Linked DNA regions of Mus musculus: region 2 is linked to region 1. The links are chromatin loops, found by intact Hi-C in ENCODE. Cell type or tissue: left cerebral cortex. All regions are shown on one strand.

Region 1 (8,000 bases):
TCTATCTATCTATCTATCTGTGTGTGTGTGTGTATTTTTTTCAAGACAGGGTTTCTCTGTATAGCCCTGGCTATTATGAAACTCACTCTGTAGACCAGGCTAGCCTCAGACTCAGAGATCCGCCTGCCTCTGCCACCCAAAAGCTGGGATTAATGGTGTGTGCCACCTCCACCTGGTTAGAGGTTCTTTTTTTTTTTTTTTTTTTTTTTCTGTTTATTTTCAAAGCTTTCTACCAAAGCTGCTATCATGGGATGGTAGCCACTTGTTGAGGGGCAGGCTCTTTGCATAGCAGCATTTCCTTCGCATTTTCTCCGTGGTGTGAGAGTATGAGTGTATGTGTGTGTGTGTGTACATGTAGGTGTGATTACACATGCAGAGGCCTATATGTATGCATATGCGCATGGGTGTGGAGGCCAGAGTCAATCTTGCTTACCATTCTGGAAGAGCCAGCATCTTGTTTGAAACAGACCTGGAGCTCATTAATAAGAGAAGGCAGACTGGTCAGTGAAACCCGGGATCCTCCTGTCTCCGCCTATCCAGCTCTGACATAGTATACCCCACCGTATCAAGCTTTTTACATGATACAGGGGATTAAAGTCAAATCCTCATGCCTCCACCCCAAGTAGTTACTGACTGAGTTATCTCCCCTTTAGGGAGAAGAATAAAATAAAATTCCCATTTAATTTTTTTTCTTGATCAGCCCAGTAGCAGATTGTCCCTTTGTAATACCGAGGAAACAGATATCAGTATAAATCTATAACCATCTTATTTATAGCACAGGCCTTAGGCAAAACAACCGTTTGCCACAAAGTACAAACCACAGCAGCGCATCCAATGGTTCCTATAGCTGCCTCGGAAGATCCGATAAGCACTCCCCAAAGACTCACTGCCATTCACGCACTGTTCAAGGTTGAGTTTGGCTTATGCCATGTTCTGTTTGCAAACTTTCCCTTGCGGAGACATCCTGTGAACAGAGAGGAGTGTCTGCAGGGCACGAGGGAGGCCAGAAAACACAGAAGAGGTACTGGAGGTGATTTATGATGTAAAAGAAAGGACAGCTGGAAGCTTTACAAGAGTGGGCTGGAGAGGGGCTGGAGAGAGAGAGAGATGGCTCAGTGGTTAAGAGAACTGACTGCTCTTCCGAAGGTCATGAGTTCAAATCCCAGCAACCACATGGTGGCTTACAACCATCCATAATGAGATCTGGTGCGTCTGAAGACAGCAACAGTGTACTTATGTATAATAATAAATAAATCTTAAAGGGAGGGGACTGGAGAGACGCCTCTGCACTTGAATGCTGGCTGCTCTTTCAGAGCACCCAGGTTCCATTTCCAGCAACAACAGAGCAGCTCATAACTCTTTGATACCAGGTCCAGGTGAGCTGGCACCCTCTTCTTGGCCTCCATAGGAGTCAGGCATTTATATAGTACACACACACACACACACACACACACACTCACACACCTGTGTGTGCACACATACATACACACACACATCACACACCATACACACTCAGTCAAAATATTCATCCATATAGACTAAAATTAAATAAATCTGACACACAAACATACACCGCATTGCACACCACACACAGTCAAAACATTCATCCATATAGAATGAATGGAATAAAATTAAATCTCTCTCTCCCTCTCTCTCTCTCTCTCTCTCTCTCTCTCTCATTCTCTCTCACACACACACACACACACACACACACCACAGCACACATACGCAGTCAAAACATTCATCCATATAAACTAAAGTAAATCCATCTTTTAAAAATTGTATCAAAGCCGGGCAGTGGTGGCACACACCAGGGCTATACAGAGAAACCCTGTCTCGAAAAATAAAATAAAATTGTAACAAGAAGAAACAAGGGTCAATTTGGAGCCTTCAGTAGCAGCTCATGAGTCTCACTGCCAGGAACCCCATTTGTTCCAGGAATCCCAGTTAACTTTGAACTTCAGAAAAGCAGAGAATCATTTCTCAGCCAGACAGGGACTACATCCAAGTAGGACACAGCTATACTAAAGAAACATTCCTTTTTCATCTTGTGGTGGTTTGAATATGCTTGGTCCATAGGGAGTAGTACTGTGGGGAAGTGGGCTTTGAGACCCTCCTCCTAGCTGCCTGGAAGACAGTCTGCTCCTGCCTTCCTTTCAGTGAAGATGTAGAACTCTCAGCTCCTCCTGCACCATGCCTGCCTGGATGCTGCCGTGCTTCCCACCTTGATGATAATGGATTGAACCTCTGAACCTGTAAGCCAGCCCCAATTAAATGTTGTCCTTGGTCATGGTGTCTGTTCACAGCAGTAAAACCTTAACTGAGACACATCTGGAATTATAAGTTAACTGGATGCCCACATTTTTGTTTGCTAAGTCTGACAATATACACACAGAATCTTTTCCCCCTTTCTTCCTGTCAATAACAGCTCCAGCCCCAGGGCATGTAAGCCCAGCTGGAAACCACACTGAGAGAGACACACTGCCCTGCTCTAGAAGTAGCGGTGTAGCTAGATTCTCACCAATCTAAAACAAGTGAATGAGAAGCAAGTAGAGGGCTGGAGAGATGACTCAGTGGTTAAGAGCACTGACTACACTTCCAGAGGTCCTGAGTTCAATTCCCAGCACCCACGTGGTGGCTCACAACCATCTGTAATTCTGTAATGGGATCCAATGATGCCCTCTTCTGGTGTGTCTGAAGATGGCTATAGTGTACTCATATGCATAAAATAAATAGGTAAATCTTTAGTAGGAGGGAGAAGGTAAGAGGTGGGGGAGGGGAGGGTGGGGGAGGGGAGGGGAAGAAGAAGAAGGAGGAGGAGGAGGAGGAGGAGGAGGAGGAGGAGGAGGAGGAGAAGAAGAAGAAGAAGAAGAAGAAGAAGAAGAAGAAGAAGAAGAAGAAGAAGAAGAAGAAGAAGAAGAAGAAGAAGAAGAAGAAAGAGGAGTAGAAGAGTAGTCGTGTGAGTTGCGGAGATCTTCACCTCATAGTCAGAGACCCAGTAGAGAAGAAAAGAAGTTTATCAAAGACCAGACATCAATCTGCAGAGAGAGAAGGTAAGGTAAAAACGGCTGGGGGTGGGGGAAAGTGGATTTTATATTCCCGATCACATTTCCCTGAATTCCTCATTGGCTGAGTCTTTCAGGGCGGTACACTCTTCCTAGAGTATAGCATTGCCTCCATCCCAAGTTTTTCTATCCTTCACCGTCCTCCCAACTCTTTCCTGAAATGTGGATTCAGTGTCACGTCCAAGTGTAACTTTTCAACCCTAAGATAAATTGAACAGCACCAAGGCAAGAAGACGTCAGTGGCTAGCTGGGGGAGGCAGGAGTCTGGTGTCTTATCTGGGATTCTTGCTGAACTCTAAACACACCTCATACTGAGATGGGGCATAATGGTGTGTTTCTCCGAGCAGCCTGCCCACACAGGCTTCATTTCTTCCCTGAATTCTTGCAGCCTCAAATATGCCAGTGCTGGTGAGCTGAATTATCCTAGATAGACAAGGCATCCTAGAGAGACATCAGAGCAACACCGAAGGAACTCAGCTGCCATTCAACCAACCTTTATGTATGGACTGACACACAATGCAGGGAGAAATTTCTAACTTGTTTAAGTCCCTTTATTGGGAGGAGTGGCTGACTGTTAAAGTAACCTATACATGAAATAAGAGACTTGCCATTTGGGAAGTGAATCTGAGGAGCTCAGAGTTCTTGTCTACAATGTAGTCATTTGGAAACCCAGCAGGATAGATTCCAATACATCCAGGCAGGCTGGGTTGTACATTTTTACCAGTAGGTCCTGGGAGCCTTCTGAAGTCTCTGCCTTCCTCATTTCCATTAATATCCTACAGTTCTAGAAGGCAATTTGCTTCTTGGCACCAAAACTTCCCATAACACACTCTCCTCTTATTTCTCATTTAGCTGCCTCCTTTCTCTCTTCCCTGCTAAGCAGTGAGCTCCATGGAGACTATTATCTGTCTCCATTGCTTGGTCCTCAGAACCTAGCATGGTGTCTGACACACAGGAAGTCCTTGGGAAATAAGGACAGAAGGCGGAGAGGAAGACCAATGCCATCTAGTTCAGCCTTCTATCATGGACAGGAGACCTGCAACTCTCCAGCAGCCTTTTGGACTTTTAGCATCAGATTGGGACTGCTGAAGCACCCAGCCTCCATGGTTCTCAGCCTCTTCAGTGTAAGGTAGAATCACATAAATGATTCTAATAAATGCCCTTAATAACATGTGCCTACTCTATGCACACTGTATCGGTTCTGTTCCTCTAGGGAACTGTTTTAACACGCCGCCGACAATCAGGTTTTGAATTCCTATTTTCCCAATTCCGTGCCACCATCACATATGACTGGGCCAACTTTCCCTTTCCATGTCCCACTCGAAAGGTATGCCTCCTTCCCTCCTTGCGCTTGCTGAAAAGATATAACCTTCTCCCTAAGCATGCAGAAGCTGGATACGGTAGAAGTCCCCTTTAGTATAAGATGATGAAAATTCCTTTTGGGTGGTGGGGTGGGGGCTTGCTGGTTAGAGTTATCACAAGGATTAGCACTTTATCCAGGAGGTAAAAGACTCATGGAGATGCAGATAGAAGAGACACAAGGAGTTGGGGGGAAATGTAAATAACATGAGGAAATTCTGCACCTTGCACGGAGCTCAGCCAACCATGGTGGCAGAGTCCACCCACCCATGGTGGGTTGCACGGAGCCATGCCATCCACAGCAGGATGCTTAGAAGGATTGCCTCCTAGAACACACACTCTTTTCCAGGGGAGACTGTTGTGTGAGACTCTTCCGTTGAAGGCAACACACACGCGTATAGACACATGCACAAGTGCGTGTGCACACACGCACACACCACCACCACCATCCATCCCAGAAAGGAAACCCACAACAGCTCAAAGTAACGACTGCATCAAAGACCAACTTGATGAACCAATGAGTGTCTTTGAGGTTACTAACAGGAGTGTGGGTGAGGGGTTACATACAGGAGCAGAGCAGGGGTGAGGGGTTACGTACAGGAGGAGGGGTGACTCAAAAGCAACTGCAGCGCTAAAGGGCCCAACCCAGTGTGGGCAATCACACACCAAAGCTGGTCACCCACAGGCACCCAGGTCGCAGAGAGTTCTCTCAGCCACGCTGCTCAGGGTCTCCCCCTACACTTCCACACAAACCCCGCCCCCGCCGCCTCCCTCCCCCGCAGCTGATTACTGCTTCTAGATAAAGATGGGGGAATGGGCTGTGGCCAGGAGGATCTTCCAAGTTTCAGTTTTCCCAGACATGTGAACTTTGTTTAACTCTGGAGCCTCCTTAGCAGCATCTCTCCCAGAGGGGATGTTTTAGTTAAGAGGAAATCGCTGGACAAGGGGACTCAAGAAGAAGCCACCTCTAGGATAGTCTGTGATGGTGGGAGGTGGGGGGTGGGGAGTGGAGAAGGACTCTATTTCCCCAGCTCTCACTCATCTGTAGTCCAGATCCATTCCTAAACTTCACAGCTGTGTTAAGTTACCACCTGGGCTGTCCTAGCGGCTGGGTGTGGTGTCACCCAGAAAGGGAGGGGCAACTCTGTGGGAAGGCTGCGGACTGGGGAGAAAACGGAAGAACACAGTTTAGGGGATCTGAGGTGGTCAACGCAGCCCCCTGGGGAACCACTCAGTACATTCATGCCCTTCCATATAGGGCCGCATTGAGTCTTTAAAAACAAAACTAGGAGCCGGGCAGTGGTGGGTGCGCTTTTAATCCCAGCATTTGGGAGGCAGAGGCAGGTGGATTTTTGAGTTGGAGGCCAACCTAGTCTACAGAGTGAGTTCCAGGACAGCCAGGGCTACACAGAAAAACCCTGCGTCAAAACAACAAAACAAAAAACAAACAAAAAAACGGGCTGGCAAGATGGCTCAGTGGGTAGAGGTAAGTGCTGCCAAACCTGACACCCCAAGTTTGATCCTCAGAAGCCACAGGGTGGGAGGAAGAGAGCTCACCCTTGCAGGTTGTCCTCTGACCTCCACTTGCCCATCCCAGTGCATGCAGAATCCACAAATATATGAACACAAAATGAAGAAGTAAATGTAAAACAAATTAACAACAACAAAAACAGAAATAAAGAACACCAGCTCTCAGGCTGGAGAGATGGCTCAGTGGTTAAGAGCACTGACTGCCCTTCCAGAGGTCCTGAGTTCAAATTCCAGCAACCACATGGTGGCTCACAGCTATCTGTAATGGGATCTGATGCCCTCTTCTGGTCTGTCTGAAGGTAGTGACAATGTACTCACATACATTAAATAAATAAGTAAATCTTAAAGAAAGAAAGAAAAAGAAAGAAAGAAAGAAAGAAAGAAAGAAAGAAAGAAAGAAAGAAAGAAAGGAAGGAAGGAAGGAAGGAAGGAAGGAAGAAGAAAAAGAAAACCAACTTTCTCTCTCTAAAGGATCTCACTGCTTCCCAGTTTTACCATGCTCTGGGCTTCACTCTGGGGAACCCAGTCCCCAGCCCATGAACCTTTGAAGGGCAAAGCACTTCTAAGCAGCTTAACTCCTCTGGATATACACTCAGATCTAGAGTATTTGGGGATGGAGGGTGTCTAAATTGGACTAACGTGTCTTATTGACTTAATCTATTCTAGATTAGTGGCTCTCATCTTTCCTACTGCTGCCACCCTTAATCCTCATGCTGTGGTGACCCCAACGATAAAATTATTTCACTGCTACTTCGTAACTGTATCTATGCTACTGTTGTGAATTGTGATGTAAATATCTGTGTTTTCCAATGGTCTTAGGCTACCCCTGTGAAGGGTTCGTTCAACATCCGTTGTGACCCACAGGTTGATAACAGCTGTTCTAGATCCAATCCCCTACCTTCTCAAGGAGGCAAGTCTTTTCTATCAAAACACCCATCCTAAACCTGGTTCCTGATTCATCCTGGACCAATGCATGATGGGAATGTGAGTTATGGATGACCTGCCACCCAGTGTTCTCACCAAAAGGAGAAAAATAAACATCTGGAAAGGCAATTTCCCCTGTGCTGTTTGAACCTGCTTGGCTTGTTATAACCCTGGGGTTAGTTAATTACAAACAGGATAAACGGGACAAGAGAATGGGCAGGGAGATTGGCAGGGAGCCAACAAATCCACGGACCCCCCTGAAGCCCTTGAGGGTGTTTTGTGGAAGTGAGGAGGAAGACAAGGGGTCAGCAATCGAGGAGGAGGCTCAGCAGCTGGTAGGGGAGGGGAGTTCAGGCTGCTGAAAGAAATGTTGCCAAGAGCACCATTTTGTTGGCTGGCTAGGAGGCTCAGATTGAGCAATACCTGAGATTTCAAACAGAACACTGAAAAGCGCATTCCTTATGAATTTTTAAAATCAGCTCGGTCTCCTTGTCGGAGACCTATAAATTAGAAGAAACACAGAGAAGCTTCGGGGTTTAGTTCTTCTGTTTCTATGCTAAACCTTATCAGCATGACTCAAGCCAGAAGTTAAAATTGGCGTCTGTTCCTCTTGAGGTCTCCTCGCCACAGGTAGCTGGCTGCAACAGAGAAGCAATCAAAGTCAACTTAAAACTTAAGAATTCATTTTCTTAAGGGACTTCCAGCCCGGGGAACACACCCACACAGAGCTGTGTGCAAGCAGATAATTGGTAGTGAATACATTAAAGGCAAAAGCCTATTCATGTGTCCTGAAATAAGCCAAAGTCTACCAGGGATGACTGGGGAGAAGATTTTAAAAGACAAGTAAGAGGGCTTCATAGCACCCAGACTCTCTGAGGGAGGGTGCTGGGGATGACCTGGGATTCTCAGGCATCTCACCACAGAGCTCCATCCAGAAGCCACAAATACCTAGTTGTTTGGTTGGTTGGTTGGTTTTTTGGTTTTTTGAGACAGGGTTTTTGTTGTTGTTGTTGTTGTTTGTTTGTTTGTTTTGTTTTGTTTTTAGAGCCAGGATTTCTCTGTGTAGCCCTGGCTGTCCTGGAACTCACTCTGTAGCCCAGGCTAGCCTCGAACTCAGAGATC
Region 2 (8,000 bases), 55 kb before region 1:
TTTCTTGCTTGCTTTCAAGGTGAGGTTTCTCTGTGTTGCCCTGGCTGTCCTGGAACTTGTTCTGTAGACAAGGATAGCCTCAAATTCAGAGGTCTGCCTGCCTCTGCCTCCTGAGTGCTGGGATTAAAGGTGTGAGCAACCATGTCCAACTAACATAATCTTTTCTTTTTAAGAATTCCTTTGACCAGTGTCCAGAGTGAGCAGGGCCCGGAGTGAGCAGGAGCCAGAGCAATGGGGTGGGGGTGGGGTGGGGGGAGGGTGTGTAGGGAGGGGGCGCAGAGCAAGAGGGAGATAGAGAAAGGGGAGGGAGGAGAATTCCTCTGGCCAAAGAACACCAAAGTCCACATATCTAATTACATGTGTTCATCTCCTGCCTTCAAGTTATTGTTCTCTTGCCAGTATCTGCATTTAGGCTTCCAATTCACATCCCTCAAAAATATCAGGGTACATGCCAAGTTTAATCCTTCTAGCCATTCCCAATCATGGGTACCCTGGAGCTATGCCCCACAAATGCTGCCTGGGAGATAGAGCCCAGATCTGCCACAAGAGGACCGGGATGTGGAAATGCTGTAATACTCTGTTCCTATCCATTTCTTCTTAAAAGATGTCCTCATTTTTATTTTTCTATTTCAGTCTGAGCACCTGCATATACACATGCTCACCACATTCGTGCTTGGTGCCCATGAAGGCCAGAGCAGGTGTTCTGTTGCCTAGACTGTGAGCCATGAGACGTTGGTTCTGGGAACCAAACCTGGGTCCCTATGACAGCAGCAATGGTGCTCTTCACAGCCAAGCCCCGCCCCGATTTCCCAAGTACTTGACCCCAGTCTCTCTAGCCCCGCCCCGATTTCCCAAGTACTTGACCCCAGTCTCTCTAGCCCCGCCCCTATTTCCCAAGTACTTGACCCCAGTCATCATCCTCTCGCCTTGGAAAGTTTCTGTGCCTCTGCTCTGCAGGCTGCTGGGATTACCTGAATCTCCAGTCGTGTTGAGAGATCCCATCAGATGCTTGCTTCCAGCATGGACAGTTTCCAACACTGCAGAAGCCCAGTGCAGATCTGCTGGCCATCGTCATGTCACTTTGCCAAATCAGGTCACTGAACAGCCTTCTGTAGTCTCCATCTCTCAAAGGTTTTTTTTTTTTTTTTTTTTTTTTTTTTTTTTTTGTCTGATTGGTGCATTCAAAACCATCCATTGGAGTCGCTATGGACAGACGTTAGAAGTAAAAGGCTCAAGGCTGATTGCTATCCATTCGCAGAAAGTGACGTGAACCCTGTCTCTGCAGGTTTCCAGTATTGCAGCCTAGGTCGGCTATGATTGCTTCTTCCTCTCTCAGGGCCACTTGACAGGTGATCTTAAAAGTTGTGTGACTTTTAAGTATATCATGAATCTCCACGAGCCTTGTTGCCCCATTTAGTAAATAATAATAAATCCATAATTAAGCTAATGTAGGAACAATAAAATTTCTATGTTCTGCTTAGAACATTGGTCCATTAGAAGTGTCCTGTGTGTACTAGCAGATATTATTTTGTATGTGTAAACATGGTGGCCATCCCATCTTAGATCTAAGTTCACATTTTTTCATCAGAGATGTATCCCCCTATATGCTGGAAGAAGCAACAGGTAGTAGGCCTGGGTTTTATTATATATATTAGAACCACTTCAGTAAAAAATTACTGAAATGATCAAGTTTTGCTCTGGACTGTCCCCTAGAGGCCTAACCTAGCCTTTGGCACTATTGAAGGTAACAGAACCTTCCAAAATTGTGGCCTAGATGGTGGTCCAGGTAACTGTGGGTCGTTTCTGAAGGGATCATGGAGCCATGATCTATTTTCTCTCTGTTAGCCTTTCTTTTCTGCTCCGCCCCACAGTTACCTGGCAATAGCCAGGTGTGCCTGACTCACTATAAAAGGGGCTGCCTGCCCCCTCCTCACTCTCTTGCTCTCTTGCTCTCTTCCCCCTCCGCCCCTTCTCTCCCCATTCCCCTCCCCCCTCTCCACATGCATTCTCTCTCTCCTCACCCCCTCTCCCCCTCCCCCCGCGGCCTTTCTTTGTCTCTACTACCCCCTCAACTCCTCTCCCCATGGCCTAAATAAACTCTGTTCTATACTATACAGCTAGTATATACTATTCTATACTATACGGTTGTTGTGTGGCTGGTACCTCAGGGGGAAGGGATGCCTCAGGGGCCTGCAGAGGCACCCCCATCTCCCACACCATACCACGTCTCCACCAAACATATCCCTGGCTTCCTTCTCTTTTTCATAAATCACAGCACTTTTCCCTTCATCTTGATGAGATCAGATTCCTCTGCCACACACTCACACACACATAACCACATAACGTGACAGCAAGATGCCCATGGATCTTGCTTTAAATATAGATGGCAGATGGTTTACAGCTTTAGTGAAAGCACACTTGGCTGGCATGCATAAGGTCCTGGGTTCAATCCCCAGCACTGCAAGAAAGAACTAAATAAAACACAGATCTGAATCATCAGGTCTAGGCTAAGGCTTTTTTTTTTATTTTTTATTTTTTTACCTGTCCTGGCTATCTGGGTTGTCTGGAACTTGCTTTGTAGACCAGGCTGGCCTTAAACTCACAGAGATCCACCTGCCTCTGCCCTCCAAGTGATTGGATTAAAGGCATGCACCACCACACCTGACTAATTTTTTTTTTTTTTTTAATTTCTAACCATCTCCTACATCATATGGATATTCTGGCCTACAGACACCTTGTTTTTGGGGTTTTTTTTTTTGTTTGTTTGTTTGTTTTTTGGTGGGTTTTTTTTTTTTTTTTTTTTTTTTGGTTTTTCGAGACAGGGTTTCTCTGTGTAGCCCTGGCTGTCCTGGAACTCACTCTGTAGACCAGGCTGGCCTCGAACTCAGAAATCTGCCTGTCTCTGCCACCCAAGTGCTGGGACTAAAGGCGTGCGCCACCACCGCCTGGCCTACAGACACACTTTAAACTGCAAGGTTTTATTTAAGTGTGATTTACAGAACATAAAATTCGCTCACTCTAAGTGTAGACTTTGATTTAAAAAAAAAGATTTATTTATTTATTTTATGTATATGAGTACACTGTATCTGTCTTCAGACACACCAGAAGAGAGTGTCAGATCCCATTACAGATGGCTGTGAGCCACCATGTGGTTGCTGGGAATTGAACACAGGACCATCTGGAAGAGCAGCCAGTGCTTTTAACTGCTGAGCCATCTCTCCAAGCCCCCAGATTTGGATGTATTCAAAAGATCTTTTTTTTTTTTTTTTTTTTTTTTTTTACTTTTTAAATCACATGTGCTTGAGTGTGAGTGTGGTGTGAGCACAGACTCCAGTCTACAGACTCCAGAAGGCTTCAGGTGCCCTAGAACTGGCATGACAGGTGGCTGTGAGCTCAGAAGCTGGGACACAGAAGCTGGGAACTGCACTCGGGATCTCCTGCAGGAGGACCCACGTTCTTGCCCACTGAGCCATCTCTCCGGCCCCGAGCTCAGTATTTTTGAAAGCATTCACTAAGTTCCACTACCACCATGCTGAACCAGTTTGGGCGTGTTTTCATAATCCAAAGAAGATCTCTTATGGTCGTTTAGAGTGGACACCAACTCCCGCCCTCAACCCCAAACAACTCCTGCATTCCACCCTGTTTCCTGAATTTTCCTATTCCAGGACTCAAACAATATGTGGTGTGGTGAGTCTGGCTTCTTTCACAGAGAATCATGAATTTGCAATTGACTGCTATAGGTTCGAGGGTTGGCACTTAATTCCTTTTTGTCTCTAGCTTTAGTGCAGATAAGCCATTCTCTATTTAGCCATTGGCAAGTCGCCAGACTTGAGGTTGATTCAGTATTTTAAACATTTGTGTCTTGGTGAAGGAATGTCATGTGTGTGTGTGAGCTTGCGGAGGCCAGAAGGGGTCTCGGAGATCCTAGAGCTAGAGTTACAGACACTTGGGAGTCACCCAGTGTGGGTGCCGGGAATCAAACCCTGGGTCCTCTGGAAGTGCAGCAAGCACCCTTGACCTCTGAGCCATCTCTCCGGCCTTTGGTTGCATATTTTGAACCACAGGAACACTACGTCTGTGAAGACTACACACAGGCTTTGTGTACAGGCATTTCCATGTCTCTCTGGAGGAGTAGCTGTATAGTATCCATCCTGCTATACAGAGTAACAGTTCTCAGGACCAAAGACCTGGTCTTCTTCTATGAAGCAGTTTTAGTTCTAAGTCAGGGCTTGGTCTTTGCACTATTGGTATTTTAAGTCAAACCCTTCTTTTATGGGCTGGGGGTGGGGAGTGGGGGTGGCTCAGTGTGTAACAGTATCCACTGCACAGCATAAGGACCCGAGTCTGGATCTCTAGAACACACATAAAAACAGCGCTGGGAAAGAGGAGAGACAGGTGGATCCTGGGAGCTTGCTGGTTAGCCAGCCCTGGGAGCCAAAGTGCTGAACATCAGGTTCAGTGAGAGACCCAGCATCAAGAGGATAAGCTGAAGAGCAATAGAGAGGGATGCCAGTGTCCTCCTCTGGCATCTGCACACACATACAGGTAGCCCTAGGTTCCTGCACACACGTGTATGCCCATACATGTACCACATACACAAAAATAGTAAAATAAAATAATTCATTGCCCCCTCCTCCTTCTGTCTGCTAGGGATTTGAATCCAGGGTCTTATATCCACTAGGCAGGTCCCCCACTACCTGTCAACACCCCTGCTCCCAATGCCAGATAATTCATTGTCATGAAGGGATAACCCCATGGGGTACTGTGATATGCCAAGAAGTATCCTTGGCCTCAACCTGATAGATACTGGCTATTCCCCAACATCCACTGTGTCAACCAAATGTTTCCAGATGTTTCCAAATGTCTCCTAGGAGCACAGTGCCCCTGCATGAGAATCCCTGAGCAGCGACGTTCCACTCAGTCTATGGAAACCATGGCATCCCTGCTCCCGACTCAGGGGATTTAGTCATTGAACGCATGGGGCTGTCCTGTCCTCCACAAGTACTGGAGAGTCAGTGTGGTGGAGGGGGGGGGAGGGCGGGGGGGGGAGGAGTGTTCTGCATTGACATCCTACATGTTGCTTTATTTAATGTGTTCGTTCTCTAGTGGGTTGGTGTGTGTGTGTGTGCGCTCACACACACACACACACACACACACACACACACACACGCACGCACGCACGCACACACGCACGCAGGCACGCGTGCACTTTTTCTTTAACTGGGCCAAGAGAGACAGGAGAGGGTTACAGATGGCCCAGGCTGCAGTCTCTGGCTGCTTAATTCAGATCATCCTGTCCTGGTGGTATCTATTTCAGAACTGTTTAACACAACATGCGATAGGTACCCAGAGTATTTATACAGCTCTGCACACAAGAAGCACAAAACCAAGCGGGAGAGAAAAAAATGGCTGTTGTTTTGAACTTCCAGACAGGCATCTCTTTCTCTCCTCTGAACAGTACTTTGCTTTAGGTATTGAAGATTATTAGCTTCTTGCTCTGGGCCACTGGCAGACTGAAAATCCTATTATGTAGTCTTCACACTGTGGAAGTTCAAGGAGGTTTCAGGAGGCCCCTCCTGGCACATACCACTTTACCAGGCCCAGGATGCAGACAGGCAAGGGTTGCAACTACTATCTATATCCATCAAGCAAGCAATCTAGAACTTGGAGGCTTCACACAGTGATTTGTGATTGTACGGGATTCTGTGGCTTGGACACATCTGTGTAGATCTGTTGAGTTTACCTGGGTTTACTTAGGGGGCTGCACTGAACCGGGAATGTTGGCATGGCTCAAGGAAGAACCTGTGTGGTCACAGGTGCAGACAGGTACCTGGGAAGAGCTTTGTGACTCCCCCCAGCTCCAGTATCCTAGCGCTTTGTTGGGGTGGTCTCTGGGCGCTAGGAGTTTGGTAGCAAAAGCTAATAGATTGTGTAAGTCCTGGCTCTGGAGCTCAGGGGACAAACTTAACACACAGTTGGTCAAAGGCCATCATAAGGCCAATCCAGTCAAAGGGGCTTAAGAAGGCAGACTCCTGCTCTGAGACAGAGGAGCAGAGATGTGGCCAGTAGGAGCACAGGGGACAGGACAGTGGCCAAGCACCTTCTTGCAGGCATGCAGTCTTGAGTTTGAACCCCAGAGCCCACATAGAATGTAGAAGTGTGTCTTTTAATTCAACCCTGAGGAAGATGGGGCCCAGAGGACTTGGGGCTCACTGGAAAGCCAGTCTAGCTGAGTTGGTGAGCTCCAAGCCCACAAAAGACCTTGCCTCATAGACAAACAGCATTCCTGAGGACGACGCCGAGTTTGCGTTGCACTGATAGGCACACACGTGCACCTGTGTAGACACACATGTTTTATATTTTGGGGGGCAGGGGAGACAGGAGCTCTCTACGAAGACCAGGCTGTTCTCAAACTCACAGAGATCCTCCTGCCTCTCCCTCCCAAGTTCTGAAACTCAAGACACATGTCACCACGCCTAGTCTCATTTGTATTTTTAAATCTTATTTTAGTCTTCCTCTGTGTAGGAGGGAGTGTTTATGTGCTTATGTGTGTGAGTGCAGGTGCCTTCGGAGGTCAGGGACATCAGATGCCCTGGAGTTGGAATTATAGGTAATTGTGAACCCTTCCCCCACATGCAGACATTTAAAAAAAAAGGAGGGGGGGGAGAGAGGAAGGAAGGAAGGAAGGAAGGAAGGAAGGAAGGAAGAGACATCCTATTATGGAGGGGTCAGTTGAATAAAATGGAGTTCACAGAGGACCCTTATCATAATGAGCATGTGACCCCTCTGGGCATCTGACACCGTGCCAGCACCCCAGATGTGCACACAAATGTACATAGGTGTATATTTTCACCAGAATGGCCAAGCTGGTATTTACCACTTATACCCAAAGAACTGTCAATGACATGTGTCAGGCCTATTGAGTAGACGACTTTTCCTTGGCTCTGGCATCTAAGAACACGTTCACTGTCCTGGTTATCAGGTGGTGACATTAAACCCTTGAGATGTTTGTTGAGCAGGGTGCGGTGGCGCACGCCTTTAATCCCAGCACTCTGGAGGCAGAGGCAGGCGGATTTCTGAGTTCGAGGCCAGCCTGGTCTACAAAGTGAGTTCCAGGACAGCCAGGAATATACAGAGAAACCCTGTCTCGAAAAACAAACAAAAAAAAAAAACCAAAAAAACCTTGAGATGTGACTTGTCTCCACCCACTGATACAGTGGTGGCGCACTTTGCTCGTATCTCACTGATGTGACTCCCAGTTCCTTGGTAGGAAAAAGAATAGGACCTAACACAGTGAGTCCAATCAAAATGAAGTTTCCCAGTGACTCAGAGTCATAGCCTGAATATCCAAGGGACTCTACTATGACATAAACCCAAGCGCTAAGGAACCAAGGACAGTCCCCTCCTCTGTGCAAAGGAAAATAGAGACAATGCGAGACAGTGGTAGCACTGGGAAGAAAGAAACGAGATTGGTGGCGCCTTAGAAAAGGCACCACCTGGCTCAGTTAGGGTTCCCATTGCTGCAAAGAGAAGCAAGGTACCAAGGTAGCTCTTATAATGACATTTATAAGCTCATATAAAAAACATTTAATTGGGGCTGGCTTACGGGTTTAGAGGTTCAGTCCATTATCATCACGGCAGCATCCAGGCAGGCATGGGGCTGGAGGAGCAGAGAGTTCTACATCTTGATGGGAAGGTAGCCAGAAGATAGTCTTCTGCAGGCAGGCAGGAGGAGGCTTTCTTCTGCACTGGGCAGAGCCTGAGTTTAGGACCTCAAATCCCAACCCCCACACTTCCTCTAACAAGGCCATGCCCACTCAAACAAGGGCACACCTCCTAATAGTGTCACTCCCTGTGGGCCAAGCATTCAAACACATGAGTCTGTGGGGGCCAAACCTACTCAAACCACTACAGACAGCCTGAGAGGCTTTTGACTTCTGAGTGATTCGTACAGGAACTAAAAACTGGCTGGGGTCTGTCTGACCCAAAACTTGTTTACA

Evidence for each region. Hi-C counts contacts between places; a loop is a spot of excess contacts. Peaks named below come from ENCODE experiments on the same cell type or tissue, not always from the same donor. Only the 100,000 strongest peaks of a DNase experiment are listed, where the experiment ranks them.
Region 2: it touches region 1 in a loop (2.5-fold over the local background); 3 of 42 quality-filtered maps call a loop at or near these places.

What each region holds. Positions count from the first base shown.
Region 1 is chr5:115,758,123-115,766,122 of GRCm38, reverse strand. No RefSeq gene overlaps it. Among named protein-coding and RNA genes, the nearest start is that of Bicdl1, 31 kb to the right of the region's middle. In left cerebral cortex, no CTCF peak of the experiment used is centred here; a DNase peak (open chromatin) is centred at 7,569.
Region 2 is chr5:115,813,016-115,821,015 of GRCm38, reverse strand. No RefSeq gene overlaps it. Among named protein-coding and RNA genes, the nearest start is that of Cit, 29 kb to the left of the region's middle. In left cerebral cortex, no CTCF peak of the experiment used is centred here; DNase peaks (open chromatin) are centred at 2,326 and 4,965.